Regions from separate parts of the Mus musculus genome. Here region 1 is linked to region 2. A link is a contact called in ENCODE Hi-C or POLR2A ChIA-PET data. All regions are on one chromosome and are shown on one strand. The core of a region is the stretch at or near the end of the contact, and the rest is flanking DNA. Distances in the headings are between cores, read along the strand shown.

The links. A loop is a pair of places that touch in the nucleus more often than their neighbours do. ChIA-PET counts read pairs that join two places held with the same protein, here RNA polymerase II (POLR2A).
Region 1: a map of heart shows a loop between it and region 2 (6-fold over the local background). The contact joins the promoter of Tmcc1 here to the promoter of Raf1 in region 2. A Hi-C loop is called at or near these places in 1 of 37 maps with a recorded cell type or tissue (heart). POLR2A ChIA-PET finds 5 or more read pairs at or near these places in 1 of 5 experiments (Patski).

Annotation. Positions count from the first base shown.
Region 1 is chr6:116,192,017-116,196,777 of GRCm38, forward strand. Tmcc1 (transmembrane and coiled coil domains 1) reads right to left here and starts at 1,358. Exons shown (of 6, transcript NM_177412.1): 1 at 1,242-1,358. It also overlaps the pseudogene Gm8213.
Region 2 is chr6:115,674,730-115,679,311 of GRCm38, forward strand. It overlaps Raf1 (v-raf-leukemia viral oncogene 1), which reads right to left and starts at 1,906. Exons shown (of 17, transcript NM_029780.4): 1 at 1,507-1,906. D830050J10Rik (RIKEN cDNA D830050J10 gene) reads left to right here and starts at 1,239. Exons shown (of 1, transcript NR_152134.1): 1 at 1,239-3,638.

The DNA.
Region 1 (4,761 bases), core at 108-2,607, 520 kb after region 2:
TAAAATCCCACCTCTAAGTATCTCTGTTACGAGACACTGATAAAACTACCACCCACTCACAATTTCAGTCTCAATCTGTAAATGAAAGTTGGGGGGTAAGACCCCAGGTCCTGGAGGATTTTATATCTTACCATTTCTATTAAGGTTTTCCTCCAAGCTTTGTGACAATTTCTTTATGCAAATTCTATACACTCAAAGACAAAGGTTTAGTTTAATTTCTAAAATTTAAGATACAGGACAGGGAGAGGAACAAATCAAACTTGTGCTATATTCTAAAGTTGTTACCTGCTTTTTCAATCTTGGGGTTTTTACTGTGTTTGTTTTCTTTCTATTTTTCTTTTTTCCTTAAAAGAAAAGCCAATTTAGGAATTCCAGGGACGCATGTGCACATGGATCTTTTGACAACTATGTCAGGCTATGACAACAACCATTTTAGAAGGGGTGCATGGTAGTCGTTTTTTTTTTTTTTCCAATAAAACCTAAGCCTGGACATTGGTTATGATCTATGAAGACTAAGGTAAAACGTGACACCAGAGCACAGAGAGATATTCTCCAAGAGCTCAAGTGGGCTACCTCCAGAAGCCCCAGCAGCAGATCCAGTAGGGGAACCTCCATCAACGCTGTCCAGGGATGGAGTGGGACAGACACTGAATCACTGGACCAACACCGTCCACACTTTGGCTGAGGCTGAAATCTCAGGTTTTGTAGCGAAATGCATCTCACTGCGGGCCCCCTGCTCTCCACAAAAAGGGTTAATAAAGGGCATCCTAACCACCTAGACTCCCATCTCACCTATTCTTCGCAGGACAGCGGGTTTCCTCCTCCAAGTTAAACCACGAGTTCAAAATCAAAACAAAAGGTGCAAGACTGGTTTCAGGTGGCAAGGGCTGACTTTCGGTGGCCAACTTATGGGTACCGCAGGGCCGGACGAGGGAGGACTCTCAGACCTCGGCTAGCCAGGAGGCCTTGGGCCTGGGCGCGAGTCCTCACACGCCCCTCGCTCAGCTCTGCCCAAAGGAGAGCGGGGGAGAGTGCCCGAGCGGGGGCGGGGGCGGGGGTTGTCCCAATGACAGGCAGAAGGCCCGGAGACGCGGGGTCCGGCCGGAGGCCCGGGGCTTCGGCGCCGCCAGAGCGACCAGAGGTCCGATCCGCGCCAGGCCTCGAGGAGGCCCCGCGACCGCGACGGGCCGCGCTAAAGAGATCGCCCGTCCCCACCCACGGCCTGGGCCAGTCCTACTCACCGGTGGAGAGACGACGGACAGCCGGCGTCTCCGCCAGCGCCGCGGCTCGGTCTCCAGCGCCGGCTCCTGCAGCTGCCGCCGCCGCGCCCGGTCCATCCCCACCCCGACCACCCCCCCCTCCCGGCCCGCCCCCCGCGCCGCCTCAGCCGCTGCCGCCGCCGCCTCCGCCGCCGCTGCCACGGCCCCGGCGCGCGAGCGCGAACCAGCGCGAGGGAACGACAGCTAGAACGAGAACGCGCACCCCGTCGCCACAGCCGCCCACAACCTCCGCCTCCCGCCGACAGCGCATGCGCAAGGCGGTGCCGAGCGGGACCGCGCACGCCGTGGGGGCGTGACCCGACCCAGAGGTGTAGCCACGCCTCAGGCCCACCCCCCCACGCGGGCGCAGGTCAAGTAAGCGGAGGCGCTGCAGGTGGTGCGGCATCCTCCGCCAGAGTTTTTCCTGACCGTTCCTGCAGTTCAGACGCTGAAGCATTTCAGCATCTCGGCTCTTCGACTCCTCGGCTTGTCGTTCTTTAGCCTCTCAACCCCTCGGACCGTGGGCTCTTCAGCTTCTCGGCTCTTCCACCTCTGGACCCCACGTATCCTCAGCCCCTTTCTCTGCTTTTCGGGTGCCCTCAGAGCCTCAGTAACTCAGGCCAGCTGTCCTGCTAAACAGGCTAAAGCTAATTTCTGGGACCCACTCCTCCGAGTCGCACAATTCTCTCTACCTTGACTCCCAGGGCCTTCCAACTAGGGACTGGCTTTAGGTCAATGACAAAACCCCTAGTAGCTCATCTCTTTAATTATCGGGATGTCTCTAACTCAGTCGTCCGTCACTAAGATGGCAAAGCTTCTTCCGGTATTGGAGGATCTGTGAGTGGAAAACGGTAATAAACAGAGTCCATTGGCTCGTGAAGTTTGAAAGCTGATGGAGACCAAATGGGCGAAATGTAGTTGGGGATGATGGAGCTACAGTCCAATTTAACAATCCTTAAGTTGCAAAGAGTGCACTGGGGTGAGGACACGGCCTGGCCAGAAGGGGAGCTAAGGGGCTACTGGTCAGGGTGCTGCAGTCAGGACCTAGACTGCACGTGAAAAGAGGTAGATAAAAAAGGTTTGGGACTTCTGAGAGTTTCAGGAAGCCTTTGAGCTTTTCTTCAGCCGTGGTTGCAGGGCTAGGAACTTGATTATTATGTCTGATTTTAAATTATTATGCAGCCATGTGAAAAGTGGCCTGGGTGAGGGAGGTCATTCAGGAAGCAACTGGCAAGATGGTGAAAGCAAGGACGCAGTGTGCTCATAGAGAAAAACATTGGGAGTAAAATGGATATACATTTTGATAAATTAAAGGAAAGGTGAAGGAGAAGGAGGTGGCAGGGTTGACTCAGATTGGAGGGTGGTGAGGATGAGCTTGCACATGTAAGGGGCAGCATGAATAAAGCCACCAAGGAAAATGATCAGAAAATGAAGGCTAAGCATGTATGCCATTGTAAAAAATAATAATAATAAGCTGATTTTAAAAAATGGGTGATAAACCTAAAGATAAGACTGAAAAGAAAGAAGAAAATACAGAAAAGTCTTTGTATCCCTGAGTTAGGCAAAGATTTATTTTAAAGTCATGAACCATGACATTATTTGATAAGTTAAATTTTATCAAAATTCATGTTGTTTATAAACATTTGAGTAATTAAAAAAGCAAATTACTGATGATAAATGAACTCAGAAGTAGAGTATATCCAATGAAAGTCTTGTCTAGTCTAGGAGATGTAAGGCCTTTTCTTTCAGGGCTGAGGATTGAACTGGCCTGCTAAGTAAGTGCTAAACTACACAGTTACCTCCTCTGCCCGAAATAATAGGACAAACAACCCAATAAAACAGTAGGCAAAAAGCTTTGGTAAGTATTTCACAAGATGTAAAAATGGCCATTAACCAACAAAAGGTAACATTTTACTCATCTAGGGATTTGCAGATTCAAACTACAGTATCCACACTGTCATTTGAGTAGCTAAAATTAAAGACTGGTAACCTACCTGTTATACTTCTCTCCTTAGCCATACTTAATTTTTAAAAGCAAAAGAAAAGAAATAAAAAGCTAAATGTCTTAATGAAGAGACACCAAAACAATTCTTTTTTTTTTTTTTGAAAATGTTAGCATTTAATTAACCTCCGGTGTGGCTTTTAAGCCACCAGAACACAGGCATCTCCAACACCCTTAATCTTCTCCTCAGCTCTTCTGCTGAAGAATTTGGCCTTCACGATGACAGGTTGCTTAGGGAGCTTTCCCTTGCCCAGAACTTTGTAGTAGCCTGATCGAACAACATCAATGATGGGAGCAGCTACAGTCCTGTTTTTTGCTGCATTGACCCGCGTCTGCTCGCTGACCAATGTCCACAGTTTATCCAGGTTGACTGTTGGGCAGAAGCTCTGGTTCCTCTTCAAGTGGTAATGCCTCATACCAACTTTCCCAAAGCAACCTGGGTGATATGTGTCAAAGTTGATCCTGCGGTGATGCCTGCCTCCAGCATTCCCGCGGCCGCCTGGGTGCTTGCGGTGCTTACGGATGCGGCCGTGGCTCACGTGGCCTCGGAGTTTCCGGGTCTTCCTCAGTCCGGATGGCATGGCGGTGGCAGAAAGGGAAAAGGGACCAAAACAATTCTAAGAAAAGAAAGTATTTAATTTAGGTTTGCTTACTGTTTCCAAGGTTTAGTACCCTATCAGCAAAGCAGGTAGCAGACAGACTTCCTCCAATAAGGCCACGCCCACTTCAACAAAGACACCTCTGAATCCTTGCCAAGTAGTGCTGCTAACCCTCAAACATTTCACATGCGCAGTACCATTCAGAAACCACTGTTAGCTTGCGTTGGTGGCATATGCCTTTAATCTCAGCATTAAGAAAGCAGAGGCAAGCAGATCTTAGGGAATTTAAGGCCAGTCTAGTTTACTAGTGAGATTTTGTCTAAAAAAAAAAAAAAAGTATAGTCAAAGTTGACTAACAAATGTTATTTAATAATACTTTCTATAGGAAATAAACATGGAGAGACTAAAGACTTAAGTTGTTGCTCACATATGTCAGAACTTTCACTAAATCACTGCAAAATCTGTGAACACTACTCTGGGTAATTTTATAAGAAGATTTTGTTCGAATGTATGAATGTTTGCCTGCACATATGTATGTGCACCCTGTGCATGCCTGGTGCCTGCAGAGGCCAGAAGAGGGCATTATATTTCTTAGAACTGGACTTTAAGATATGTCAAAGACCAGCTTTGACACCTAAAGTAAACTGAGGCAGGCAGCGAGGCATGGCATCAGTGATGGGGTCAGGGCTGAAAACAGCGCTAAAAGGAGCTCATGGGTTGGTCCAGACAGCGACTGATGGAGGCTGCTGCCTGTCACAGCCAGTGATTAGAGAAACTACTCAGCTGACTTCTTTTCTCTGAGGGAACAAAGCTTCATTCACTGAGGCTGTCACTACCTATGGCCAGTGAAAGACTCTGAACTCTTTTAACTCTTAGGGTCTGGTGAAAAAGAAAAGGAGAG
Region 2 (4,582 bases), core at 656-3,155:
TAGCCACTTCAGCATAAGCCTTAATCGAAGGAGCTATTTTAGAAGAAGAATGTTCACAGGGCTGCAGACGTCTTAACAAAGCTGCAACCTGGGGACTCTGTCCAAAGAAAAGAGTCTACTACATAAATAGGGTTAATTAAAAATACTTTCATGCTACACTTCTTCAGGTGCTTTCTATAATCTGCCAATTTCTGTCTGTTTGGGGAATGTGTTAACCTTAGAAATAGCTGCAAGAGTATCTCCAAATAGGAACCAGTGATCAAGCAAGCACAAAACATTTTCTATCAATTACCAAAACTGGTTAGCAAGACTTAACAAGGTAAATTTTGTTCACTACCATAGCGGGAGGGGAGCAAAGCAGTAACCAGCAAGAACTAAACATTCACAACATGAAGTTAATTAATAAATGAACTAGTTCATTACTATCCATCACACAGACCCTTCACAAGCGATCAATTTTTCCTTTTGAACCCTGACGTCTGTCTTCCTGCACCCCACATTTACTAGCTGCTCCCCCAAATCATCCCAACTCCCGCAGGCTATGCCTCTGAGCCTTGGTGCCAGCTGTTCCCTCCGCCGACAATGTCCTCCCCTCTGCCTCACCTGGCGGAACAGTCCTTCAAACTCCGCGCAGAAGCAAGCAAGGAACCTCAGGGCTTCTCGACTCTGCACCTAACTGTTCTAAATCCCAAGAACACTTGGGAAAACAAGCCTTATCACCTCCGGTTGTTTTCACGCCCCAGGAGCTGAGTCTCCAACGACCCCACAGGACGCATTGCAGGCATTCAGACGTGCCCTGAATTCATTCCCCACTTCTATACACAGACCTGGCCCATTCCCCAGGACCCAGTTACGTCTCAACCGGGAAAGAAGAGATTCGACTGTCCCTCCTAACAAAGAATGAAAACCAGAGGCACACCCTGGGCCCTGGAGAGAGAACAATGAATGAACACGGTCACCTCGTTTGTGTCCCAACTCTGCATCCATGCACCGGCTCTGCAAAAGCCTGGGAGGTTGTCGCTTCACACAAAAGGCAGCCTGGCTCCCGATCGCGAGCATCCCGGGCCACCCATTTGGAAGCCCCAGGCGAGGTCGCAAGCCTTTGAGGCGGGACCCTGACCGGTTTCTCTCGCTGCCTTCCCCGATTCCTCTTGTCTTCCCTAAAAGGGTGTCACTTAAGCGAAGCAGCCCGAGAGGAGGTGCAAGGCCGGGCTCCCCCCACTTCTGCAGCCCGAGAGAAAAAAGAACGAGCCCATCCCAGTGACAACACAGTCACTGGGCAGCTCTGGGAGGATTTTTTTTCCCCCATTGCCAAAATATGAGGAATGCTCGCTGGGCACCGGAGTGGCGCTGGCACGTTTCCGAGAAACACTGGGAAATCTGAGCAGGGGTGTGGAAACTGGCTCGCCGGCCATGACACCCGGCCCGCGCCCGGCCCGCCACCAGGATGACAGCGGCCTGGCCGACCCTGCGCCCCACGGTCGCACCGTCAGCCCTGTGGCCTACCTGAGGGAGCCGGGCAGTGCCGGGTCCCGTCGTGCAGCGGCAGCGGTGGTTGAGAGAACGCGTTGGTTGCGGTCACATTCGGCGTGTCCCCAGCCCGGGGGACGGGGCCCCGGGGAGGCCCCGCATCGCTGCACTAGCGCCCCGCGCCTCAGGGCACGCGCCCCAAAGCTCGGCCAGCTGGCCCGTCCGAGGGCCTGCGGAGAACAACAGAGAAGCCTTCCCGCCTCAAGTCCGCTCGGCTCTAACTCCCGCCATCCAAGATGGCGGCACCAGCACCCGCGAAGAAGACGCTCTCAGGCTATCCCGGGCGAGCTAGCCCTGCGCTCGACACTCGTCTCCACGACCTGCGGCGCCGCCGGGCTCACTGCCTCTGCGCGAGCTCCTGGGCTCGGCAGTCCGCTTAAAACTCGGCTCGGGGATCTATCGCTCGAGCCTGGAATGTGGCCCCGCCTCCGGGGGCGTGGCCTCGCGGTCCTGCGGCCGCCATTTCGGGGTTGACTCCGTGGTAGCAGAGTGACTGTTTCTGGTTGGAGGCCAGTGGTATTGGGCTGCAGCCGCGGTCCGGCCACCCGCGAGGCCCTCAGCGGGCCAGACGCGCCTGGTGACACACGGCACAGGGCTCCAGCTCTGGTGCTTCCTCTCCGAAGTTGACATCCGTGGAGAATGGCGGCCTAGGGGTTTTGTGGGAAAGCCCTCATGCTATGTGAAACCTCAGGTTCCTCATTTGTAGATGGAGTGTTCGCTGTAGTACACCAAGTTGACCAAAAACTAAAAGTATGGTGTTGCACACCTGTAATGCCAGCGCTTGGAAAGTGAGGGCAAGAGGGTCGGGAGTTCACGGTCATATGAGCTGCATGAGACCCTGTCTCAAAAAAGAAAAAAAAATTAAAATTGATGCGACAATATGGCCCACCGTAAACTGAAGCCTGTTGTGCGTCTTCGTACAGCCCCCGTGGAATAGACACCTGGAGGGCAATGTGTATTGTCAATTGTGCTTTTTTTTTTTTTTCCCCTCTTTGAAATAGGTTCTCAATTTTATTTATTTATTGTGGTTTTTCGAGACAGGGTTTCTTTGTCTAACAGCCCTGTCTGTCCTGGAACTCACTTTGTAAACCAGGCTGGCCTCGAGCTCAAAGAGATCGCTCTGCCTCTGCCTCTTGAGTGCTGGGATTAAAAGCATGTGCCAGATTCCCTCTTAATTTGAGGCTGGCCTCAGACTCTGGTTCTCCTACCTCTGTGTAAGTATTTTCCAAGTAGCCATTTGGGGACCCGCAAGGTGACTCAGAGAGTAAAAAGTGTGCAGAGTAAAACCTGATGGAAGAGAGAACAGGCTCCTGAAAGTTATCCTCTGACCTCCATTCGAACCCGGTGCTACGTGCGCAACCTGCAACCGCATTTACAAATACACAGACAAGTTTTTTTTTGTTTTTTTTAAGTAACCATTTATAAGTAAACATCTTTTGGCATTTAGTGCGTTCACAGTATTGTGTAACCACAACTTTGGTTCCAAAACATTTCCATTACTCTGAAATAAAATTACCCACTAAGCAGTTTAGTTTCTCACTAGCTCCCACCCAGAGCAACCACCAATACTCATTTTGCTACTACAGACCTGACTTCTAGATTATCTTGTGTGCGTGGATACTTATAAAGTATGGGGCCCTTTATGATTTAAGTCTTTTCACTTAGCCTGTTTCCGAGTTCATCTGTAACACATGTGTGCTAATACTTCACTCCTCTTTAGAGCTAAACTATTTCATCAGAAGTTTACACCAGATTTTCTGTCTAGGATAACCATGGAAATTTAGGTTCTTTCCATCTTTTGGCTTTTGTATTGGTTACTTTTCTGGTTTCTGTGACAAGATAATGGACAAATGCAGGGTTAAAAAAAAGGGGGGGGGAGGTAGGCCCAAAGGGGAATGGCTAACCACTGGGTAGTGGTTAGGGCACCAGCTGCTCTTGCAGAGGACTTAGGTTCAATTCTCAACACCCACATGGTAGTCACAACCACTCATAACTCCAGGTGCAGAGGATCAAATGCCCTTTCCTGATCTCTGTGTACCAGACACATAGTACACAGATACACATAAATAGATTAAATCATAATAATAAAAGAAAGGAAGGGCTTCTTATTTTGGCTGACAGTTGAAGGACGCAGTCCATCATGGTGGGAAAGCCATGATGGCAGGAGATGGAGGCTGATGGTTGTGTCTCCCCATGGTCAGGACAGAGACTCAGGTCTTAGCTCACTGCTCCTTTGTGTTCCCTTTTCCTGTCTGAGACCCTCTGCCTATGGATTAGTGTCACTTTTAGAATGGGTCTTCTGATAACAACCCAATCTAGACGCTCCCTCAAAGACACACCCAGAAGTGTGTCTCCTAGGCGATGCTGCAGCAGTGGTTCTCAACCTTCCAAAGGCTGTGACCATTTAAAACAGTTCATGTTGTGGTGACCCCGATCATAAAATTAGTTTTGTGGCTATCTCATAACTGTAATTTGGCTACTGTTATGAATGGTTGTGTAAATATCTGTGTTTTTTTAATGATCTTAGATTGCCCATGTGAAAGAAAAGGGGATTGAGACCCACAGGTAGAGAGCCCCTGAAGCTTGTGAAATTGGCAGTCAGTATTCGCCATTACAGTGAGTGGTGGGACTAGAGTGAGTGTTATATGTACTTGCCTTGCTCGTGTTCCTTTTTTGGTTTGGTTTGGACTTGATTTTTGAGACAAGCTCTCACTCTGTAGTCCTGACAGGCCTGAAAGTCACTATGAAAACCAAGCCAGCCTGAAACTCAAGAGATGTGTCAGCCCCTCCTTCTGGAGTGCTGGAATTGAAGGTGGGCTCCTGGCTAAGTGCTCATTCCGTTCAAGGTTTACTTTTAGCTGTGTGTATATGGTAAGAGGGGTGGCATGTGCATATCAATGCAGGTGTCTATGGATCTAGAAGAGGACGTTGAATCCCTTGGAGCCAGATTTACAGGTGATGTGAGCTGTGTCCGTGGGTGCTAGGGATAGAACTCACTTCCTCCACAAGAGAAGCACGTGCCCTTAGCCACTGAACCATCTCTCTAGATCCC